Linked DNA regions of Homo sapiens: all the other regions are linked to region 4. Evidence: read pairs that join two places in POLR2A ChIA-PET (ENCODE). Cell type or tissue: OCI-LY7. All regions are shown on one strand. Links, peaks and the distances in the headings refer to the core of each region. The heading gives the core; the rest is flanking DNA.

The links. ChIA-PET counts read pairs that join two places held together with the same protein. Peaks named below come from ENCODE experiments on the same cell type or tissue, not always from the same donor. Only the 100,000 strongest peaks of a DNase experiment are listed, where the experiment ranks them.
Region 1: POLR2A ChIA-PET joins it to region 4 with 8 read pairs; 3 of 35 experiments call an interaction of 5 or more read pairs at or near these places.
Region 2: POLR2A ChIA-PET joins it to region 4 with 5 read pairs; 6 of 35 experiments call an interaction of 5 or more read pairs at or near these places.
Region 3: POLR2A ChIA-PET joins it to region 4 with 5 read pairs; 4 of 35 experiments call an interaction of 5 or more read pairs at or near these places.

Annotation. Positions count from the first base shown.
Region 1 is chr1:155,485,250-155,493,507 of GRCh38, forward strand. All of the region lies in intron 2 of ASH1L (ASH1 like histone lysine methyltransferase), which reads right to left. Among named protein-coding and RNA genes, the nearest start is that of ASH1L-AS1, 73 kb to the right of the region's middle. In OCI-LY7, for the core only: no CTCF peak of the experiment used is centred there; no DNase peak of the experiment used is centred there.
Region 2 is chr1:155,525,422-155,532,301 of GRCh38, forward strand. The region is part of intron 1 of ASH1L (ASH1 like histone lysine methyltransferase); the gene reads right to left. Among named protein-coding and RNA genes, the nearest start is that of ASH1L-AS1, 33 kb to the right of the region's middle. RefSeq lists an enhancer at 4,757-5,258. In OCI-LY7, for the core only: no CTCF peak of the experiment used is centred there; DNase peaks (open chromatin) are centred at 4,030 and 4,670; H3K4me3 peaks cover 1,562 bases; H3K27ac peaks cover 2,775 bases.
Region 3 is chr1:155,814,518-155,819,517 of GRCh38, forward strand. GON4L (gon-4 like) reads right to left here. Exons shown (of 32, transcript NM_001282860.2): 7 at 1,695-1,745; 8 at 1,288-1,383. Among named protein-coding and RNA genes, the nearest start is that of GON4L, 40 kb to the right of the region's middle. In OCI-LY7, for the core only: no CTCF peak of the experiment used is centred there; a DNase peak (open chromatin) is centred at 2,034; H3K4me3 peaks cover 689 bases; H3K27ac peaks cover 2,616 bases.
Region 4 is chr1:155,377,223-155,382,222 of GRCh38, forward strand. It overlaps ASH1L (ASH1 like histone lysine methyltransferase), which reads right to left. Exons shown (of 28, transcript NM_018489.3): 8 at 2,821-2,894; 9 at 1,281-1,326; 10 at 1,059-1,167. Among named protein-coding and RNA genes, the nearest start is that of MIR555, 33 kb to the left of the region's middle. In OCI-LY7, for the core only: no CTCF peak of the experiment used is centred there; a DNase peak (open chromatin) is centred at 2,589.

The DNA of each region.
Region 1 (8,258 bases), core at 1,816-6,815, 110 kb after region 4:
CGTCTCAAAAAAAAAAAAAAACCCAAAACCAAATACCAAAGAACCTCTACCTCTCTATTTTTTATTTTTATTTTTATTTTTTTTTAAGAGATGGGGTCTTGCTCTGTCACCCAGGCTGGAGTGCAATGGCATAGTCATAGCTCACTGCAGCCTTGAATGCCTGGGCTTAAGCCATCCTCCCCCCGCTCAGCCTTCTGAGTAGTTGGGCTAACAGGCACAAGCCATCTTGCCCAGCAAAAGAAAGTGGTAAATTGCCCTCAGTGAGCATATTACTGGTAATACATATAGTAATTTTGAATTTAGACAGATAGATGACTAACAGATACATAGATAAAATAGGTAACCATGTGAATATCACTAGGAACCAAAATGTTAGAAGCAAAAAACGTACAACTATAAAATCAAAGAAGTAAAAGGCTATACTTTTAAGATAGAATTAAAAATATATGAAGTCTATCTACCTCTCTATCCATTAAAATGCCTACAAACATCGACAACCCATTAGCAATGAACACCTCAAGACCGTGGTCTCTAAAACCATTTCCCATTAAAATGAATCAGGGCTCCTGCAGAAATGACTGTTTCCAAATATTAGACAAGAAATATAAAAGATGATCCTAGTGACAGGTATCTAACTCTAGTATCTTCACTTTGAACTAGTCACTATGTTTTTGTATTAAATTTCCCATAATGAAATGTGTCTATTGAAAAAAAAAAAAAAGTTCTTCCTAAGAGTAAAGTGAAATATATTTTTTTGCAACTTTCAGTTACTGGTCCAAGTCTCACTTTCTAAAAATCACAGAGTAAGTCTAATTCCTCTTCTTCCCAATGGCTGTCAGACATTTGAACTCAACCAAAATATTTAACTTCCTGACTCAACAGTTTCACTTCTTTCTGGTCATTTTCTGATGCAAGTGTTTTAAGTTTGTAAATATCCCTCTTTACATGTGGCACCTTTAAATGAACACAATACATGTGGTACTTGATTGACTCAGAATAAAGGGAACTATCTCTTCTTTTGGACTGGACCTTATAATTTTGCCCAAGGGCAAACTGGCTTTGACAGTCTCATATACTCAGACTTATGTTAACTTGAAAATTAAATAAACCCCACACACTTTCTTCACATTATATTAAAGAATCCCGGGGAGGTGGGGAAGGTTAATGGGTACCAAAAATAAAAAAAAAAAAATAGAAAGAATGAATAAATAAGACCTACTGTTGACAGCACAACAGTGTGACTATAGTCAATAATCATTTAATTGTACATTTTGAAATAACTAAAAGAGTATAACTAGATGGTGTGCAACACAAAGGATAAATGCTTGAGGGGATGAATACCTCATTCTCTATGATGTGATTATTACACACTGCATGCCTGTATCAAAACATCTCATGTATCCCATAAATACACTATGTATCCACAAAAATTAAAAATGAAAAAACAATTCCCATTCATTACTTTTATACTTTTAAAAACAAATATTAAGCAGTTTGTTTTAAATATTTTTAAACATATTTATGCCTGAAAATGACACTTCCAATTTTAAAACTTATCCTTAAAAATGTGAACTATGATTACACGCAATACCATGTATTACAGTTTAAAAAAAAAAAAAGAAAAAAAAAGCTCTGGCTGGGCACAGTGGCTCACGCCTGTAATCCCAGCACTTTGGGAGGCTGATGCGGGCAGATCACTCAAAGTCAGGAGTTCAAGACCAGACTGACCAACAGGGAGAAACCCCGTCTGAAATGAAAATACAAAATTAGCCGGGTGTGGTAGCACATGCCTGTAATCCCAGCTACTCGGAAGGCTGAGGCAGGATAATCGCTTGAACCCAGGAGGCGGAGGTTGCAGTGAGCTGAGATCATGCCATTGCAGTCCAGCCAGGGCAACAAGGATGAAACTCCACCTCAAAAGCAAACAAACATACAAAAAGCCTCACGAACAACACTGAATTAATGGAGCCAGAAAAACAGAGTACCTATTCTGACTTCATTTATATAAAGACCACAAAGAGGAAAAATTTATTATGATATTAAAAATAAAAAAAATTATTACTCATGGTAAGGACAGTAATGAGAAAGAAGCCCAAGGGGTTCTTACTGGGTGCTAGCAATGTCATACTACTTTTTTATTTTTTTTAAGACAGGGTCTCACTCTGTGGCCCAGGCTGGAGTGCAGTGACCTGATTCTAACTTTGAACTTCTAAGCTTAAGTGATCCTCCCACCTCAGCCTCCCAAGTCTGGGACTGCAGGCACAAGCCACCATGTCTGGCTAATTTTTTTGTGTTGTTTTTTGTTTTTTGGTTTTTTTGTAGAGATGAGGTCTTGCTTTGTTGCCCAGGCTAATCTCGAACTCCGGGGCTCAAGTGATTTTCCCTCAGCTTCCCAAAGTGCTGGGATTACAGGGGTGAGCCACCGCACCTGGCAAACACATTTCTTAATCTGAATGTTGGTTGTCCCATATGGCTGAGTTCATGAAAATTCGCTGAGCTGTTACATTTATGATGGGTATTTTTCTATATGTATGTTATACTTAAATAGGAAGTTATTTTTTAAATTCTGTCTAAAAGTAAAGTAGAAACATATTCAGCTTCCTTAATTGGCTAATGAATGTGTTCAAGCCTGGTTTTTCACTTTTTTTTTTTTTTTGAAATGGAGTCTTGCCCTGTTGCCCAAGCAGGAGCGCAGTGGCGCCATCTCGGCTCACTGCAACCTCCGCCTCCCGGGTCCAAGCAATTCTCTGCCTCAGCCTCCTGAGTAGCTGGGATTACAGGAGCCCGCCAGCAGGCCCAGCTAATTTTTGAATTTTTAGTAAAGACGGGGTTTCACCATCTTGGCCAGGCTGGTCTTGAACTCCTGACCTCGTGATCCACCCGCCTCAGCCTCCCAAAGTGCTGGGATTACAGGCATGAGCCATTGTGCCTGGCCTGGTTTTTCACTTTTACCTGAAATAAATATCTGAGAGAAATTAAAAGCAGTTTAAAACAGAGTTCATATCCCACAGTAAATGGTCTATGACTAAATAAGGCACACAGATAATTTGATGTTGGTTTCAAAAATCTTTTCTTCCAAATCCTGATACTATATAAAATAAATGAATGAGACAACATTAAGATTTTGAAGCCGGGTACGGTGGCTCATGCCTGTAATCCCGGCACTTTGGGAGGCCGAGGTGGGCAGATCACGAGGTCAGGAGAGTGAGACCATCCTGGCCAACATGGTGAAACTCGCCTATACTAAAAATACAAAAAAAAAAAAAAAAAAAAAATTAGCAGGGTGGCGCATGCCTGTGGTCCCAGCTACTCAAGAGGCTGAGGCAGGAGAATCACTTGAACCCAGGAGGCGGAGGATGCAGTGAGCCGAGATCACACCACTGTACTCCAGCCTGGGCAACAGAGCAAGACTCTGTCACAAAAAAAAAAAAAAAAAAAAAAAAAAAAAGATTTTGAAAACTGTATTTGGTACTGATGATATTATCCTCTTACACTTGTAAGAACACTTTAAAATGACTGATAAGAGTTATCACTTTAAGAGAGCATATTATCAATTAGGCACTGAAAAAGATGCTGTATTAAAACATGATATTAAGCATGTAATTTTTTCCAACAGAAAAATAGCTTTAGTCCACATATAAAATACTCTCATTTAAAAAAAAGAACCAAAGTATAAATAATACCTTTCATGAATAAAGACTTTACATTTCAGATATTTTACCATATACATCAAAATAAACAAGTGTACATTCTTTTATACAAATGGAGCCAACAATGCTTGCTGTTTTGTAGCCCATTTGCTTTAAATGATATGACACCTTTATGTGTAAATAAGAGTTAGATGTTAAATTCAACAGTTTCACAATAGTTCATAATTCATAAAATCAACCACCTACTGACTGTAATTAAATAGTTTCTGGCTTTTTGTTACTATAAATAATATGTGGGCGCGGTGGCTCACACCTGTAATCCTAGCACTTTGGGAGGCCGAGGAGGGCAGAACATCAGGTCAGGAGTTTGAGACCAGCCTGATCAATATGGTGAAAACACCATCTCTACTAAAAATACAAAAAAATTAGCTGGGTGTGGTGGTGCGCACCTGTAATCCTAGCTACTCAGGAGGCTGAGGCAGGACAATCACTAGAACTCGGGAGGCAGAGGTTGCAGTGAGCCGAGATTGTGTCACTGTACTCCAGCCTGGGAGACAGACCGAGGCTCTGTCTCAAAAAAAAAAAAAAGGGCTGGGCACGGTGGCTCACACCTGTAATCCCAGCACTTTGTGAGGCCAAGGCAGGTGGATCACGAGGTCAGGAGATCAAGACCACAGTGAAACCCCGTCTTTACGAAAAATACAAAAAATTAGACGGGCATGGTGGCGGGTGCCTGTAGTCCCAGCTACTCGGGAGGCTGAGGCAGGAGAATGGTGTGAACCTGGGAGGCGGAGCTTGCGGTGAGCTGACATTGCACCACTGCACTCCAGCCTGGGCAACAGAGGGAGACACTGTCTCAAAAAAAATAAATAAATAAATGGGGAGACACTGTCTCAAAATAAATAAATAAATAAATAAATAAATAAATAAATAAATAACAATATGGTAAACATCCAATTGCATTTTTCTTTCCATACTTGTTCAATTACTTCCTTCAGGTAAATTTTTAAAGGTGAAAGTACAAAGCTGAAGGGCATATGCATTAGTTACACACTAGACAATGACATGTAAGACTTTTTTTTTTTTTGAGACGGAGTCTCGCTCTGTTGCCCAGGGTGGAGTGCAGTGGTGCCATCTCGGCTCACTGCAAACTCCGCCTCCCAGGTTCACACCACTCTCCTGCCTCAGCCTCCCAAGTAGCTGGGACTACGCCCGCCACCATGCCCGGCTGATTTTTTGTATTTTTAGTAGATATGGGGTTTCACCGTGTTAGCCAGGATGGTCTCGATCTCCTGACCTTGTGATCTGCCCACCTCGGCCTCCCAAAGTGCTGGGATTACAGGTGTGAGCCACCATGCCCGGCCAAAAAAGACTTTTTATTTCCAATTGTCAGTATGTAAGATGTCACAACCTTATATAAAGACATCCAGGGTTGGGCGTGGTGGCTCATGCCTGTAATCCTTGCACTTTGGAAGGCCAAGGTGGGTGGATAATTTGAGGTCAGGAGTTCCAGACCAGCTTGGCCAACATGGTGAAACCCCATCTCTACTAAAAATACAAAAAAAAAAAATCCAGCTGGAAGTGGCAGCACATACCTGTAATCCCAGCTTCTGAGGTAGGCTGAGGCAGAATTGCTTGAACCCAGGAGACGGAGATTGCAGTGAGCAAAGATCGCACCACGGCACTCCAGTATGGGCTACACAGCCAGACTACGTCACACACACACACACACACACACACACACATACACACACACTCTCTCTCTCTCTTTTTCTGGCCAGGCCTCGTGGCTCACACCTGTAATCCCAACACTTTGGGAAGCTGAGGCAGGAGGATTACTTGAACCTAAGAGTTTGAGACTACCCTGTGCAACACAGGGAGACCCCCTTCTCTACAAAAAATAAATCTCCAAAATTAGCTGGGCACAGTGGTGCATGCCTGTAGTTTCAGGTACATGGGAGGCTGAAGTGGAGAATGGCTTGAGCCAGGAGGTCAAGGCTGCAGTGAGCCATGAGCCATGATCACACCACTGCACTCTAACCTGGGAGACAGGGTGAGACCCTGATTCCAAAAAAAAAAAAAAAAAAAAAAAAAAAAAAAAAAAAAAAAAAAAAAGACTTCCTATTGCATTTGTTTATATTTGACTTATCTATTATTCTAAACGTCTTTTCACATGATTTTGCTGGCCATCTGTATTTCTCCTGCAGTGAAAAGCTGTTCAAGATCCTGGTCCATATTTTTCTAAATTGTGGAGGTCATTTCTAATTTAGATGGGCCCTTAATATAATACTTCTTTCTCACATGTTGCACATTTTTCCCAATTTACCAGCTCTCTTTCACCTACTATTCTTCTTGAAGTTAAAATCTTAAACAAAAGGTTTTAAAAATTTTTATTAAAAAGTGAAAGGCCCAGGCTGGTCTTGAACGCCTGGCCTCAAGCAATCTCCTGCCTCAGCCTCCCAAAGTGCTAGGACTACAGGTATGAGCCACTGTGCCTGGCCAAAATCTTTTATGTATTCAAATACTTATGAAAAACTGTACTAATTACCTCACATATTCCTTACAACCACCATATAGTGAAATTACTATAACTATCCTCATTTAAAAGATTAAAGAGTGGTTTAGACATTGGCTAACTTGCTCAAGGTCACTTAACCAGTAAATGATTAAGAAATAATTTAAACATAGTCTGATTTCATAACTAAAGTGCTTAATCACTGCATTAAATAAAATAGTCTCTTTAACTTTATAGGTTTGTTTTGGGGTTTTTTCTCTCTCTCATTTTTTTGAGACTGAGTTTAGCTCTATCACCCAGGCTGGAGTGCAGTGGCTCAACCTCGGCTCACTGCAACCTCCGTCTCCTGGGTTCAAGCAATTCTTGTGCCTCAGCCTCCCAAGTAGCTAGCTGGTTTACAGGGACCCACCACCACGTCTGGCTGATTTTTATATTTTTAGTAGAGATGGAGTCTCACCATGTTGGCCAGGCTGGTCTCGAACTCTGGACCTCAAGCGATCCACTCACCTCAGCCTCTCAATGTGCTGGGATTACAGGCGTGAGTCACCGTACCCAGCTCTCTTTTTTTCATTCATGAAAAAATATATTCCAGCCTAAGGTGGAATATAGTTTTGTTTACTTTTTTTTTTTTTTTTTTTTGATGGAGTTTCACTCTTGTTGCCCAGGCTAAGAGTGCAATGGTGCAATCTTGGCTCACCGCAACCTCTGCCTCCCAGGTTGAAGTGATTCTCCTGCCTCAGCCTCCCGAGTCGCTGGGATTACAGGCATGTGCCACTGCACATGCACAGAATGCCTGGCTAATTCTGTATTTTTGGTAGAGACAGGGTTTCTCCACATTGGTCAGGCTGGTCTCGAACTCCCAACCTCAGCCGCCAGCCTCGGCCTCCCAAAGTGCTGGGATTACAGGCGTGAGCCACCACGCCCAGTCTTGTTTTCTTATACTTGGAAAAATCATGTCCTTCTAGACGACAATCTTCACTACACTTTCAATTAATTATTTTTCGGTTTCTTTTCGTTTTTCCTTTATTTGCCATGTTAAATTCTAAAAATATAATCTGGGGGTAGGGAAGCAGCCTTTATTCCAAAAGGTTTGCTCATTGTTCTAAGAACATTGCTCATTGTTCTAAGAACATTACTCATTTCATGCCCATTGATTATTTATAATTAATGTAATGTAATAACATACTTATTACATATTCTTATTCGTATTTGGATCTTACTCTAAATTCCTAAGGTTTTGTTTCATTCATATTTATGATTATTATTGTGCCACTAATATATGGATATTATAACTTCATAATAACGTTTGAATATTTGAAAACAAGTAGGTTTTTTTTTTTTCTTGTATTCCTATAGAAATTCTCTATTTTATTTACAACATTACTGAGATTTAACTCACATGCCATAAAATTCACCTTGTTTTTGTTTGAGACAAGGCCCGGTTCTGTTGCCCAGGCTAGAGTGCAGTGTCAATCTCAGCTTGCCACAACTTTTGCCCCCCCAAGCTCTAGCCAACATCCCACCTCAGCCTCTCAAGTAGCTGGGATCACAGGAATGCAACACCATGCCTGGCTAATTTTTTCTAGAGATAAGACACTCACTTTGTTGCCCAGGCTGGTCTCGAACTCCTGAGCTCAAGTGATCTGGCTACCTCAGCCTCCCAAAGTGTTGGAATTACAAGCATGTGCCACTGCACCCAACCAAATTCACCCTTTTAAAGTGCACAATTCAGTGGGTTTTTTTTAACTATAGTTACAGAATTGTGCAAATATCACCACTACTTTAATAACCTTTTCATCGGACTGTTTTTCCATACGTATACTTCCTCACAAACTTGAGATATGATTGAAGTTTTTAAAAAACCTCACATGGCTTTAACTTTGTATCTTAATGTAGAAAAACATATCTCAACATTAACTTTAGCTCTACAATAACAAAGTAAATGTATTTAGTCAAGCTTTTTCGTGTTTCTGGGTATTTATATCTATATAAATCCTAAACATGTGCTGTTAAATATATTTCTAAGTATTTCATAGATTCTGCTGTTTCTTTTATTAATAAATTCTTCTTGCTGTTACAGAATACTTTCTAAC
Region 2 (6,880 bases), core at 1,881-6,880, 150 kb after region 4:
CATGAATAATGATAAATTACAATGCAGAAGTATTAATGGGCTTGATTAAGTTAGTAAAGGATGCTACTACTCCCAAACACCACTGTGCCAGTTCACCCAATCTACATTTCTAAAAGCCAAAAAAAAAAAAAGAAGAAGAAGAAAAATAAGAAAAAAGAAAAACGTGTAACACTTGCAGGGAATTTTTTTAAAAAGAAAAAAACTTACGGCACCAACATTTGGGTAATGGATTCTAGACCTATGTTCTCAGACCTATATTTAAGCTTGCACTGACCTGATCCATCCCTGAATATTTATGATCCATATAAGATCACAATTAGGGCAATTAACTTTTTTCTTGTTCTGTATTTGTCAGCTATACCCCTCAACAGATTAAGTCCTCCCACCTCCCATCCCACCCCCTCAGATACCAAAATCTGACGATGCTCAAGTCACTTATATAAAATGGTATGGTATTTGCATACAGCCTATACACATGCTCCTGTATACTTGAAATCATCTCTGGATTACTTATAATACCTAACATAATGTAAATGATATATAAATAGTTATTAAACTGTACTTTAAAATTTTGTATAATTTTTTATTATTGTATTGTTATTTTTAATTTTTTCTAATATTTTTCATCCGCAGTTGGTTGAATCCACAGGTGCGGAATCACAGATAGGGAAGGCCAACTGTATAATTAAAATATAAGCTTCATGAGGATAGGAACCTCTTCTGGCTTGCTCACCACTGTAACCCCAGCAGCTGAAACAATGAATAGCACAAATTTTAGTACCCAATAAATAGCTGAATAAATGAATGAGTGAATTTTAAGGTTCCTGTAACTTCTAATACAATGATTGGCATGTAGCAAATGTCTTTTTTCCTGTTTTACATAACTTTATCTTGTGTTACAATGAGAAAACTATACACAAGTTTTTTCTTAATATGTTTATATTTCACATAGGTGGTTTTCTGTAAATTTACTAAAATATCCTAATTTCAGCACTAACATACTTCCAAATCATATTTTATACATCTTCTGTCTCTGTACCATCACAGCTAGTCTAAGAAAAACAATAACACTCAATGATCTCATTTTATATTCCTGACCACTAACTCCGAGTAAGCCCTTGGTGCTGCCAATACACTTCCCTAATCTATTCCCTCTACCACTCTCCTAAAAAACTATTTCATCCCATCTCCCCTTTCTTCATTGTCCCTAATTTTGCTTCCTATCTGATCACAGCAGTAGTCAGATAGGAAGCAGTAACAAACAGAAAAGTGCCACAAGTGCCCACCATATATCTACCTACCTTCCTACCTGTGTCTGTTCCTATAGTCTGACTGCCTTCCTATCACAATATATAAACGATCTCTCCTTTCAACCTCTTCATTTAGGCAACTATCTCCTTTCTCTCTCACATCATCCATTTCTCATATTTCCTCTGAATAATGCCAATAAGCCTGAAAACAAAAACATACTATAATATCTCTCATGGAAGAAAATTCCTCTTAGCCGAGCAAGATGGCTCACGCCTGTAATCCCAGCAGTTGGGAGGCCAAGGCGGGCAGACCTCACTTGAGGTCAGATACTCAAGACCAGCTTGGCCAACGTGGTGAAACCCCATCTCTACCAAAAATATAAGAAATTAGCCAGGTGTGGTGGCGCATGCCTGTAATCCCAGCTACTCAGGAGGCTGAGGCAGGAGAATTGCTTGAACCCGGGAGGCAGAGGTTGCAGTGAGCCAAGATGGTGCCACTGCACTCCAGCCTAGGTGACAGAGCGAGACTCCGTCTCAAAAAAAAAGAAAAAAAAAAATTCCTCTTGACTCCACATCCTCCACCATCTTCCCATTTCTCTGTTCCTCTTCACAACAAAATTGTTAGAATTCTCTATATTGTCTATTCTCCCTGACCTCCAATCCTTGCTTTTTCTCTTGAACATACTGATTATACTTTCACTGCCACCCCTCCATAGAAACTGCTAGTCAAGGTCACCAACAACCTCCACATTGCTAAGAAGAATGATCAATTCTCAGTCCTCTCATCTTACCTGACCTATCAACAGAATTTGGCACAGCTAAACAGCTCCCTCGCTACCTCACTTGACTTACGGGATACCTTTTTTTTTTTTTTTTTTTTTTTGAGTCAAGGTCTCTCTCTGTCACCCTGGCCAGAGTGCAGTGGCACAATCATAGCTCACTGCAGCCTCAAAATCCTGGGCTCAAGTGATTCTCCTGCCTCAGACCCCAAGTAGCTATTCCAAGTAGCTAGAAATACAGGCATGTGCCACCATGTCCAATTTTTTTTCACTGTTTTAGAGACAGGGTCTCACTAGGTTGCCCAGGCTAGTCTTCAAGTCCTGGCCTCAAGCAATCCTCCGACCTCAGACTCCCGAGTAGCTGGGATGACAGGCATGAGTCACCGTGCCCAGCTCTGGGACTCCTCTCTTGATTGTTCTTCCTCACTGGCTACTACCCTCTGTCTCCTTTGCAGGTTCTTTCCTTCCTCCATGACCTTTAAATACTGGAGTGACGCAGGGTACCCGGACCTCTTCCTTTTTCTATCTACACTCAGTTCCCAAATGACCAGATCCAGTCTTACGGCTTTAAATTTCATCTAACATTGATGATTCACAAATTTCTATCTTCAGATAGAGACTAGCTGAGACCTCTTTCTGGAACTTCAGATTCACATATCTAAATGCTTACTTGACATACTGACTGGATTGTGTAATAGATAGGCACTTAACATGTTTAAAATCAATTCATCTTTGCCCACTGCCCCAAATCTATTCTTCCTACAGGTTTCATTTCAAAATATGGTAATTCCAAAGAGAAATATTTAGGCCAAAAATCTCTACCCATCCTTAATTGCTTTTTCTCTCAAACCCCTCATGTCCATTTGGTCAGCTAAGTTTGTCAGCTTTACCTTCAAAATGTATGCAGAATCTAACCAGTTGTCATTACTCTGACAGCTATTAGATCCAAGTGATGATAAATATGTGAATGGATTATTGCAATAGCTTTTTTTTTTTTTAAAGAAAGAGGTTTATTTAAAGGAATTGCTCACATGATTATGGAAGCTGGCCAGTCCCAAAATCTGCAGGGTGGGTCAGTGGCAGGCTGAAGACCCAGGAAGACCCAATGTTTTCATTCTGCTGGCAGACTTGCCTCTTACTGAGGAGAGGTCAATCTTTTGTTCTGTTAATGCCTTCAGTTGAGTAGATGAAGTTCCTCCCCAACATTATGGAGGGTGATCTGCTTAACTCAAAGTCCATTGATTTATTGATTTTTTAATATATTTAACTTTTATTCTAAGTTCAGGGGTACATGTGCAGGTTTGTTACGTGGGTAAACTTGTGTCATGGGGGTTTATTTCATCACCCAGGTATTAAGCCTAGTACCCATTAGTTATTTTTCCTGATTCTCTCCCTCTTCCCACCCTCCACCCTCCAATAAGCCCCAGTGTGTGTTGTTCCCCTCTATGTGTCCATGTGTTGTCATCATTTAGCTCCCATTTATATGTGAGAACATACAGTATTTGATTTTCTGTTCCTGCACTAGTTTGCCAAAGATAATGGCCTCCACTCCATCCATGATCCTGCCAAGTACATGATCTCATTTTTTTTTTGTGGCTCCATAGCATTTCATGATGTATATGTACTACATTTTCTTTATCCAGTCTACCATTGGTGGGCATTTAGGTTAATCCCATGTCTTTGCTATTGTGAATAGTGCTGCAATGAAGATACGCATGCATCTGTCTTTATGATTTATATTCCTTTGGGTATATACCCAGTAACGGGACTGCTGAGTCAAATGTTATTTCTGTTTTTAGGTCTTTGAGGGATGACCACAGTCTTCCACAATGGCTTAACTAATTTACACTCCCACCAATAGTGTATAAGCACTCCTTTCTCTCTGCAACCTTGCCAGCATCTTTTTTTTTTTTTTTTTGACTTTTTAATAGCCATTCTGAATGATGTGAGATGGTCTCACTGTGGTTTTGATTTGCATTTCTTGAATGATCAGTGATGTTGAGCTTTTCCTCATGATTGTTGGCTGCATGTATGTCTTCTTTTGAGAAGTGTCTGTTCATGTCCTTTACCCACTTTTTAATCATTTTTTTTCTCATAGATTTGCTTAAGTTCCTTACAGATGCTGACATTAGACCTTTGTCAGATGCATAGCTTGCAAAATGCAACATGCTTCTAACTGGTTCCTTGCTTCAACCCTCATATCTCTTCCAGTCTTCTCAATTCAGTTGCAGGGTGATCCTTTCAAAGCCTGATTCAGATCATGTCACTCCTCTGCTCAAAACCCTTTCGTAGGCTTCCTATCTCCCTCAAAGCAGAAGCCAAAATTTTTTAAATGGTCTAAAGATCCAATTTAATTTGTCCTAAAGTCCTCTCTACCTCTCTTCCATCGCCTACCAGTCTCCTCACTTAGTTCCAAGAAGGAGGTACAAAAGTTTCCCTTCTGGTGGAGATTGCAGTGAGCCGAGATTGCGCCACTGCACTCCAGCCTAGGTAACAGAGCAAGACTCTGTCTCAAAAAAAAATAAAAAAAATAAAAAAAAAAGAAGTTTCCCTTCTGTTTCTCAAACACAACAAAAATACTCTTTACCTTGGGACCTTTGCACTTACCATTCCGCTTGACAGAACACCCTTTCCCCAGATAATTGCATATCTTGCTCTTTCACTTCCTTCGTATCTTTGTCTAAACGTAATTTTACAGAAGAAGCATTTCCTAAAAAAAACACCTATCCCCCCACCACCCTCTACTCACATTCAGTATCCTATTTTATTCTCATACTCTTCTTACCACCTGGTGTACTATATATTTGTTGTGTACATCTTTCCATTGAAATTTGAACTCTACCAGGAAATAGACTTATCAGTTTGGTTCACTGCTATATCCCAGCACGTAGAACACTAGCTGGCATATAGTAGGTGTTCAATAAATATTTGTAGAATTAATTCCCTGACTTATGTGGGTTATATTTTACGAGCTTCAAATTGTCCCCTTTCTAGGCCGGGCTCAGTGGCTCACGCCTGTAATCCCAGCACTTTGGGAGGCCAAGGCAGGCAGATCACTTGAGGTCAGGAGTTTGAGACCAGCCTGGCCAACATGGTGAAACCCCGTCTCTACTAAAAAAAAAAAAAAATACAAAAATTAGCTGGGCATGGTGGCACGCTCCTGTAATCTCAGCTACTCAGGAGGTTGAGGCAGGAGAACTGTTTGAACACAGGAGGTGGAGGTTGCAGTGAGCCAAGACTGTGCCACTGCACTCCAGCCTGGGTGACAGACCAAGACTCTGTCTCGGGAAGGAAAAAAAAAAATCAAAAAAATTAGCTGGGCATGGTGGCACGTGCCTATCGTCCCAGCTACCCAGGAGGCTGAGGTGGGAGGATCACCTGAGTCTAGGAGGTCGAGGCTGCAGTGAGCCATGATCACAGCACTGTACTCTAGCCCGGGCAATCAAACAATAAGCTGGGTATGGTGGGACACACTTGTAGTCCTAGCTACTCCAGAGGCACTCCAGCCTGGCCAACAGAGTGACACTCTGTCTCAATCAATCAATCAATATTAAAAAATTAGCTGGGTGTGGTGGGACACACCTGTAGGCCTAGTTACTCTGGAGGCTGAGATGAGAAGATCACTTGAGCCCAAGTGTTCAACACTGGAGTGAGCTAGAATCGTGCCACTGCACTCCAGTCTGGGCAATAAAGAGAGACCCCCATCTCAAAAAACAGATGTAACAAAAAACCCACAACATTTTACAATTTGGAAAAAAAAAAAAAGAATTGCTTTTATATTCATTACTCACAAATGCATACATTTTAAATTTTCCCATTACAATTTTTGTAATGAAAGAATTCCATGTCTTAATATGTATAACTGCAAAATTTATATGTATAAATGAAGAATTTCAGCATTTTTCCAAAGAATTCTTTTTTTTTTTGAAACAGAGTCTCCCTGTCACCCAGGCTGGAGTGCAGTGGCGTGATCTCGGCTCACTGCAACCTCCGCCTCCCGGGTTCAAGCAAAGAATTCATTTTTTATCTGCACTTAATTCCCTTTCAAAACATTACAGAGAAAGGTCTGACAGAAACATGATTCTCATTTTAAAAATGAAAAAAAATTATAAAACTTAATCCAAGTGACACATATTATTACATAAATAGCAGAGTACCAATAAACTGAAAAGAGATTTGAAAACATTTATTTCCCCCCCTAAAAATGTATATGAGAAGAGAGAAATACTACATTTCCCTAACATGATCAAGGAGAAAAACGAACAGTATGCTTACAGGCATATTTTGAGAATCCATTTAGGTAGTAAAACTGGAAAATCATGATTGGCAAACCCCACATACCAAATTTAAGAGTTTCTAGTCAAGATAAACCCAAATTCTGAAGATATTTCACAACAGAGTGCTTTTTATCTGCTGAATGTAAACTGCTTGAAAAACAGTCCCTACAGCAGCTGCCAGAATGCTGTTTTTTGAACTTTCAAAGCAATGTTCATTGAGAATATCATTCTTTCAGCTTTTGGAAAAATATCTAAACAATCTAGGTTTTCCATCCAGGGGCAAGGATGCCATGTTGTAACACAACTTATTTTGGTTTCTACTACAATATATTCAACTTAAAATACATTTCCAAGGAAAAACACAGACCTAAGATTGCTAGAATCTCTTCACTCAAACAGGCAAACTCAATATTCATCTCACATGCAATTTTGGGATTTATGTTTTCAAATCTCTGGAACAATGTGGGACAGTCTGGTCCAAATTCAAAGGAAAGTAACACTGTACCTACAGCATTAAATACTTTTGCACAAATCATTACAGCATTAAGTAAACTCTTTAGAAAATTACTAACCA
Region 3 (5,000 bases), core at 1-5,000, 440 kb after region 4:
CAAGAGAAGGAATCATAAAATATCAATCACTCAGCCTGGCCAACATGGTGAACACCCGTCTCTGCTAAAAATACAAAAATAAGCCAGGCGCGGTGGCGTGCACCTGTAATCCCAGCTACTCGGGAGGCTGAGGCAGGAGTATCACTTGAATCCAGGAGATGGAGGTTGCAGTGAGCCGAGATCACGCCACTGCACTCCAGCCTGGGTGGCAGAGCGAGACTCTGTCTCAAAAATAAATAAATAAATAAATAAAATCCATCACTCAACTAGTTACAGTAACAGAAAATAAAATTTAAATAGAAACTTAAAGGCCAGGTGCAGTCAGTGTCTTATGCCTGTAATCCCAGCACTTTGGAAGGCCGAGGCGGGTGGATCACTTGAGGTCAGAAGTCCGAGACCAGCCTGGCCAACATGGCGAAACCCCATCTCTACTAAAAATACAAAAATTAGCCAGGCATGGTAGCGCACGCCTGTTAATTCCAGCTACTCAGGAGGCTGAGGCAGGAGACTTGCCTGAACCCGGGAGATGGAGATGGCAGTGAGCCAACATCGCACACTGCACTCCATGGGCAACAGAGGAGACTCAAAAAAAAAATCCTAAAGGTGGGGACAGGGATCAGATCACTATCCTAATCTGCATTACAAAGTGTAAGGCCTTGGTCTAAAATCCTTTTACAAAACAATTCAAAGAACACATTAAGAAACAAGTCAAAGAACATATTAACACAGCAATGAAAGGGAACGAAGTATAGCTAAAACCAATAGTATAAATGAATCTCAAAAGCTTAATGTTGAATTTTAAAAAGCTAGGAACAAAACATATAAACATGGGTCCATTTATATAAAGTTCAAAACAGTAACAATTGAACTACAGTGTGTAGAGATACATATTGAGGTGATACAACTATAAAGAAAAGCAAAGAAATAATTACTAAAAGGCAGGGTAGTGGTTATTTTTAGGGGGAGGGAGGTGATTGTGACTGGGGAGGGTATACAGGGGTTGTCCTAGTAATGATATATTTCTTGACTTTGCTATGAGTTTCATGAGGATTTGCATTATAATAACCAAAGCTATACATTTTTATTCTATGCACGTTTCTATGCTGTATTTCATAATACAACAAATTCTAAAATTAAGGGAGTATAAAGGGCAGAAAAACAGCTTAAAGCACAGAAATGAGCTGAAAAAAGAACCATGTCTCAATCCTCTCTACAAGTGACATTACTAAGGAAGCAAAGTATACCCTGCTCTATTAAGACAAATATTACCAACTAACATTCACTGACCTCTTCAGCAGTTTCATCTTCTTCTTCATCATCCGGCTGGTATTCTTCATCTGAGGAATCATCTTCTTCAAGGTGGATATCCACAAACTGAGGAGGCTACATTAGTACAATTAGAAAGAAATGAAGTAATGGGAAACACAAATCATACGTATTTGGAAAATAAGGGGAAGAAGCAGGGCAGAAAAAAAAAAAATCCTAAGAGCATAATGTACAGCTAAAGCAAATAACACGAGGCAGAGGTTAAAGTGAATTCCATGAGATACAAACCTAAGAGTAATAGAATGGAAAAAAACAAAGCTGGAATTAAAACAAAGATTGATCAAGAAAAGTTAAAGAGGAAGTACTTAAGTTTCAAAACCGATGAAGTCTTTCTGGAAAAGAATAACAATTATTTCTTCCAAGTTTACCTTAATTTCATTGGCCTTCTTAATTGGTGAAATATTCCATGTTGGAATTACCTACCAACAAAGAATATAAATAATTAAGTTATCTTAACTGAAATAATTGTTTTTCATGTTTACTTCCTCTGTACCATCACTAACAGCCATATACTTAACAAGTAACTGCAGTGATCTAGAGGTGTTGATTATCCCTGAGGGTATACTCTCAATTATTTGTCAGAGTTAGAAAGAAGAAACCAGGAAAGAATCTATTACTGTCATTAGCATTTCTGCCTTACACCTGGTAAGCCTCACTTCTTTCTATAAATGAAGAAAACAATGTCTACCTTGTTCATATCACAGCTGCGGTTTACATGGAACAACAGATGTGACAACTATTTATAAACTATTAAACTACACAAACCTAAGATATTTTGGTTACAGTAGTCTTTTAACAGCAATATATTTTTGTAATCAGTTACATGAATCCACCATAAGTACAACTCCAAAAAGCCAGCCATGAAAAGCTTTTATGGACTATTCTGCCTATGGGGTAGCCCTGCTCTGCCTATGGGCTTTTTTTTTTCTTAAAAAAAAAAAAAAAAAAAAAAGCTTTTACCAGGGCATTTAGGGCAAAGTTTCATGTTGTCCACACTTATTTTTCCAATAGTACAGGAAAAAACAACACAGAGAGATATAAAGCAAATATGGCAAAATATTACTCTTGGAATTTAGATTCATTGTAACAATCTTTCAACTTTTTGAATGTTTGAAAATTTTTATAAGAGCTAGGGGGAAAGTTTTTCTTGTTTTTGTTTTTGTTTTGAGACAGGATCTTGCCCTGTTGCCTAGGCTAGAGCAGCAGCACAATCAGAGCTCACTGCAGCCTCAAATTCCTGAGCTCAAGCGATCCTCCTGCCTCAGCCTACTAATTAGCTAGGACTACAGGCATGCCTCCTCACCAGGCCTCACTAATTTTTTAAATTTTTTGTAGAGATGGAGTCTCATTAGGTTTCCCAGGCTGGTCTCAAAATCCTGGGCTCAAACAATCCTCCCACCTTAGCCTCTCAAAGCACTGGGATTATAGGTGTGAGCCACCACATCTAGCCTAAAGAACTTTTTTAAAGTTCTTATATACTGCTGATAAAATGCCATTGAGGATGTATAATTTCTTGACCATTTAATTGTAACCCAACCAAAAGCACCTTATGAACAAAAGCCAACTGGCCATTAGGTTCTGTCTCTAAAAGGAGTCTTAGCTTCTCAAATCAAATCAGCCCTGCTATGTTCTGACCATTTATCTAGTGCTGTGTAGGTGGGACCAATATAGGGTAAAGGGAATGATGTGATTCAGGCCCATTTCCCTTTCCTACCTACTGCCAAATCCATTAGAAAGGCAAGCCAGCATTCAGAAGTGTGTTGGAGTCAGTCTAGTAAGAATTAAGAAGGCCAAGTATAGCGGCTCATGCCTGTAATCCCCCCATGTTGGGAGATCAAGGCAGAAGGATCACTTGAGCCCAGGAGTTTGAGTTCAGCCTGGGCAACACATTAAGACCCTATTTCTACAAAAGAATGTTTCAAAAAAACCAATTAGCTGGACATGGTGGCACATGCCTATAGGCCTAGCTGTCTGCGAGGCTAAGGCAGGAAGATCCCTTGAGCACAGGAAGGAGTTCAAGGCTGCAGTGAGCTATGATTAGGCCACTGTACTCTAGCCTGAGCAACAGAGCAAGTCACTGAAAAAAAAAAAAAAAAAAAGAAAGAATTAAGAAGCAAGAGACCTACATTTTAATACTTGCTCTCCTACGTAAACTATACCGTCTTGGATGGCCCAACTTCTCCACATCTATATTCATGGCCAATAAACATAATTCAGAGCCTAATTTGATCTCCTTGGATTTTTTTTCCCCAAATCAAATAAAGAATTAATGTTAATTATATTCTTTTTTTTTTTTAAGACAGAGTCTTGCTCTATCACCCAGGCTGGAGTGCAGTGGCATGGTCTCCGCTCACTGCAACCTCTCCCTCCTGAGTTCAAGCGATCCTCTCGTCTCTGTAGCTGGGATTACAGGCGCCCACCACACGCCCAGCTAACTGTTGTATTTTTAGTAGAGACGGGGTTTCGCCATGTTGGCCAGGCTGGTCTCAAACTCCTGACCTCAGGTGATCCAGCTGCCTCGGCCTCCCAAAGTGCTGGGATTACAGGCATGAGCCACCGTGCCCAGCCATGTTAATTATATTCTATATGTCAAGTAGACTTCATAGAACTTCCTCACTGATGGCTGCTTTCATCATAGCTACCACCTATTCATTTGTGAACACATCCTAGAGAAAGATGAAATTTCAATTTATGCAACAAGAGTTAGTCAACCAGACCAAAAAAAGTGATGTGATTGCCAAAAACAAAGGTCAATTTGACCTTAGGCTACATTAGGAGAAATATGTAATCTGGAACACTGTGGAGATAATCTAACTACTAGTCAAACCATATCTGGTTCAGTAGAGTCTTCTTTTGGCATACTTTTAAAAGGATATGGGACGGGCACAGTGGCTCACGCCTGTAATCCTAGCACATTGGGAGGACAAGGCGGGCGATCACATGGGTCAATTGGAAACCAGCCTGGCCAACATGGTGAAACCCCATCTCTACTAAAACTACAAAAATTAGATGCGTGTGGTGGTGCATGCCTATAATCCCAGCTACTCAGCAGGCTGAGGCATGAGAATCGCTTGAACCTGGGAGCCAGAGGTTGCAGTGAGCTGAGATCGCACCACTGCACTCCAGCCTAGGTGACAGAGTGAGACTCCATCTCAAAACAAAAAGGCCAGGCACAGTGGCTCATGCCTGTAATCCCAGTACTTTGGGAGGCCAAGGCGGGCAGATGATTTGAGGTCAGGAGTTTGAAACCAGGCTGGCCAAACATGGTGCAACCCCATCTCTAATAAAAATTTTAAAAAATACAAAAAAATTAGCCGGGCATGGTGGCACGCACCTGTAATCCCAGCTACTCAGGAGGCTGAGGCAGGAGAATCACTTGAGCTTGGGAGGCAGAGGTTGCAGTGAGCCAGAATTGTGCCACTGCACTCCAGCCTGGACGATGAAGCAAGACTCCCAAAATAAAAAGGGGGGGAGAAATTGGGGGATGTATAGCCAAGAAAAGAATGTTATGAAATAACATACTAGTTTTCTTCAACTGTAGGAAAAGTAATGTGGAAGAATACACCAATTCCTTTTCTTGCTTTTTTTTCTAGACAAGGTCTCGGTCTCATTACGTTGCCCAGGCTGGTCTTGAACTCCTGGCTTCAAGCAATCTTCCTACCTCCACCTCCCAA
Region 4 (5,000 bases), core at 1-5,000:
CTCCAATTCAGTTAGATTCCACACTTTATTTTCAGAGAGAGAATATATCCCCATATGAAGAGCATATCCCCTATATGCCGATGGTTTATCAACATACTTTTCTTCTAAAATATATTATGCCCTTCCTCTTCACTCTCACTGCCACTGTCCTATTCTGCTTCCTCATTGTGGCAACCATATATTGAGAGCTAGGAAGGTACCTAGGACTGTGCTTAATGTTTTATGAGCTGGGCACAGTATCACATACCTATAGTTCCAGCTACTCAGGAGGTTGAGGTAGGAGGACTACTTGAGCCCAGGAGTTTGAATCCAGCCTGGGCAACACAGTGAGACCCTATCTCTAAAAAAAACAAAACAAAACAAAACAAAAACCCCAAAACAAGAAAGCCAAAACTTCACAAACATTGTTTATCAACAGTCTCATATAATCTCCACAAACCCTCCATAGAGAAGGTAAGGTATTACTTTTATTAGATGCATTAAATAACTTTTCTCAGGTCTCATAAATAGTAAAAGGATTGGCTGGGCGCGGTGGCTCACGCCTGTAATCCCAGCACTTTGGGAGGCCGAGGCTGGTGGATCACGAGGTCAGATTGAGATCATCCTGGCTAATACGGTGAAATCCCATCTCTACTAAAAATACAAAAAAAATTAGCTGGGTGTGGTGGTGGGTGCCTGCAGTGCTGGCTACCAGGGAGGCTGAGGCAGGAGAATGGTGTGAACCCGGGAGGCGGAGCTTGCAGTGAGCCGAGATCGCGCCACTGCACTCCAGCCTGGGCGACAGAGGGAGACTCCGTCTCAAAAAAAAAACAAAACAAAACAAAACAAAAAAAACAAACAAAAAAAAAGTAAAAGGATTTAAACCAACGAAGGCACACACAAGACTCTAAATCTCATTCATTTTCTGTTTCTGTATTCCGCCCACCCATTATGGTTTATATATCTTTGTGCAACTTCTTGAAAAAAATCAAAGAGCCTATTTAACTGTACCCTCCAAAGGAAGTGTTGTATGTATACCTTAAAGCCTATGCTTTAGAGAAATCAAAGCATGACAGTACCTATTGAGGCAGTCATCAACACAGCCCTTCCTGGTGTCATCATCTGGCTTCTTACAGTTACAGGTGGTAGCTTCGTAACCAGAAAGGGGTTTGACATCAACGTAGACATCTTGAAAAGAAAGCAAAGAATAGTTTGTGAACATACAGGATAATTTTTCAAGTGCTAGGCTCAGAAGAACATTAACGTATAGAGGCAGAAAAAATAGCTCCTAAGTTACTCACTTGAACGAATTTTCTTATATAGTGGGACATCTGGCTTTTTGTATAGCTAGAAGAAAAGAAGAAAAATCTTGATATAGCATTTAACTTCAAATGCCAGACGGCAGCATCAATCACTAAAAATACAGGAAATTTTCTATGTGCTCTGCTCATCTGGAAATATTTACAAGACATTTTGGGTTGGATACATTTGAGGGAAACTCTTGGTGTGATCTCTTTTTACTCTGAAATAAAAGGTGAGAGAATAAGATTCAACAGAAGAAGCACTAAATAGTTTATACAAGTGGAATTACATGTTTCTTCAGCATGTTGTTGGATAGACTTAAATGAAAATCACACTGGAGACCAAAGCTATTCATTTGGACAAATTAAGATTCTATTTGCTTCTATCAAAAGAAAGGAAAACAACATGCATAGGACTTACTTAGATGTCTGGGTGGGTACATGAAATTAAAAAGATGAGTACCCTGGCTTTTCAGGTTGAGAATTATAGGAAAACATTTCAAATTTTAATTAAGGCAATTAATTTAGTGAATAAAGGAGAGAGGGCAGGCAGGCAAAATGGAGCTCTCACATTATAATCAAGAAGATATTAGAAAGAAAAAAAAAAAGAATGCATTAGAAGAGAGGCAGTCTTCCAGCATTTTGCCATAAGGGACTGTACAAAACAAACAGCAACTTGCACAAAGCTAGACTGTTTATTAATATATTGGAATAATCCCACCATTATTTTCTAGTCAGTATGTTCAAAGCATTCTCTCCTTCATTGTTAAAAACTCTGAGACAAATACCTAACATATTAATACTCTCAGAATTCAAGAGAGGCCATTGGAGAAGACAACGCAGAGGGGAATGTCAATTTTGGCTTTCCAAAATAAACCTTTGGTGGCATTTTGGCAGAACTCAAGAAATCTATTCACCTCAATTGCATGACTATTTCTATTTCCCAATGGTTGTTCTCAATATGAGACCTGGGGGCTATAAGCTAATACAAAAATCACTACGGGAAACTTTTCAATTTGGGAAGCAAGAGAAAAAACACGGCATCTTCCTGTTTTTAGTTACCAATATATTTAAAGATTTTTTAAAAGTGCAAGAGTGTTAAACATTTCCCTGCTTCCTTTGATAGAAGAATCTCTTTTGCATGTGAAAAATAAATTTCAAACTGATAAGAAGGAGCCAACAAAAATAAAGTCTGAAATTTCTTAGTGCTGCTGGCAGTACATCTAAATTCTCCTGAGACCTGCATCAAATAGAATTCTTACAGAACAAAATCTTTGCTACCAAAATAAAAGTCCAGAATAACAACAGAAGGTTGCCTAGGAAAGCAGGAACTTACTGCTATTTTGCAGTAAGAGTAAAGGCAAATAGGTCACATTAAAGATGGATGCAAATTCATTTTTCTTAGTCCTAACCTTCACAGGGACACTTCTGAAAACCTCCTAAGATGAAAACATAACAAGGGGAGAGAAAAACACTTGCATTTCCACCCCTCCCCCTTTACCACTTAAGAATGAAACCTGGTAAAACAGGCTCTCTGTACCTGATTGTGTTTCCACTGCCAAAGGATATCATAAGGAAGCTGGAAGTCAATTCTCTTTTGTCTTAGATACTTTCCTGAAACAAAAAACACTATTAATTTCAATACCTTTTCTAATATTTGCTTATACAAAGGTGTCAAACAGCTACAAGAACTAACATGTACTGACTAAAAAAATAAAGATTTAATTCTTTAAGGATTTTTCCATCACCAATTTTTAATTTTAGCTCTTCTTTCCCACTATACTCCACACGATATATGCCGAAGATATATTTTAAGTATAATAGTCTACATAAAACAACAAATACAGCAAAACTACAACCAAAAACACACAGGTCATTATGAAGCTTATTAAATATTTTATTATTATTAAAAATTATTAAGGGTACAGCATCTGGCACCTGCTCTTCATTATTACACATAACCTAAGGTTGATTACAAAAAGGAGAAATTCTTGTGTTTAAATAACTCGAGAAGTTTTCCAGGCAAATTTATGATCTTTTAACATTTTTTCCTACCTATTGAAATAGTATTTTTGTTTGATTTTTTTGTTTTTGTCTTATATAAAATTATTCAGCCTTAAAAAGAATGAAATTCTTTTTTTTTTTGAGATGAGGTTTCGCTCTTGCTGCCCAGGCTAGAGTGCAATGGTGCGATCTCGGCTCACTGTAACCTCCGCCTCCTGGGTTTAAGCGATTCTCCTGCCTCAGCTTCTTGAGTAGCTGGGATTACAGGCATGTGCTACCACACCCAGCTAATTTGTATTTTTTTTTTTTTTTTAGTAGAGACAGGGTTTCTCCATGTTGGTCAGGCTGGTCTTGAACTCCTGACCTAAGGTGGTCCACCTGCTTCAGCCTCCCAAAGTGCTGGGATTACAGGCATGAGCCACCGCACCTGGCCAAAAGAATGAAATTCTTATACATATAGTCATGTGCCAATGTTTTAGTCAACAATGGACTGCATATATGATGGTGGACCCAGAAGGTAATAAGGGAGCTGAAAAATTCCTCCTAGCTGTCATAACTTTGCAGTGCAAAGTGTTAATCATGTGTTTGTGGTGATGCTGGTGCAAATAAACCTATAGCGCTACCAGTTGAATACAAGCATAGCAGACATAATTAGGTATAATACATAATACTTGATAAAATGTCTTTGTTGCTGGTTTTATAATTAATATACTATACTTTTCATCATTATTTTAGAGTATACTCCTGCTTATTAAAAGACATCCTTGGCTGGGTGCAGTGGCTCATGCCTGTAATCCCAGCACTTTGGGAGGCCGAGGCAGGTAGATCACGAGGTCAGGCATTAGAGACAAGGCTGGCCAACATAGTGAAACCCTGTATTAAAAATACAAAAAATTAGCCGGGTGTGGTGGTGGGCGCCTGTAATCCCAGCTACTCAGGAGGCTGAGGCAGGAGAATTGCTTGAACCTGGGAGGCAGAGGTTGCAGTGAGCCAAGATTGCACCACTGCACTCCAGCCTGGACAATAGTGCGAGACTCCGTCTCAAAAAAAAACAAAAATCAAACAAACAAAAAAACCAACCTTGGCTGGGCGCAATGGTTCATGCCTGTAATCCCAACAACACTTTGGGAGGCTGAGGCAGGCAGATCACTTGAGGTCAGGAGTTCAAGACCAGCCTGGCCAACATGGTGAAACCCCAACTCTACTAAAAATACAAAAATTAGCTGGGTGTGGTGGCACACGCCTGTAATCCCAGCTACTTGGGAGGCTGAAATAGGAGAATCGCTTGAACCTGGGAGGCAGAGGTAGAGGTGGAGGTTGCAGTGTGTCAAGATCACGTACTGCACTCCAGCCTAGGCAACAGAGTGAGACACGGTCTCAAAAAAAAAGGAAAACAAAACAAAACAAAAAAACAGCCTTGCCAGGAGTGCTGGCCCACACCTGTAATCCCAGCACTTTGGGAGGCCGAGGTGGGTGGATCACTTGAGGTCAGGAGTTCGAGAACAGCCTGGCCAACATGGTGAAAGCCTGTCTCTGCTAAAAATACAAAAATTAGCTGGGTGTGGTGGCGCACACCTGTAGTCCCAGCTACTCAGGAGGCTGAGGCAGGAGAATTGTTTGAACTGGGAGGTGGAGGTTGCAGTGAGCCCAGATCGTGCCATTACACTCCAGCAGGCAACGACACAGACTCTGTCTCAAAAAACCAAACCAGGCTGG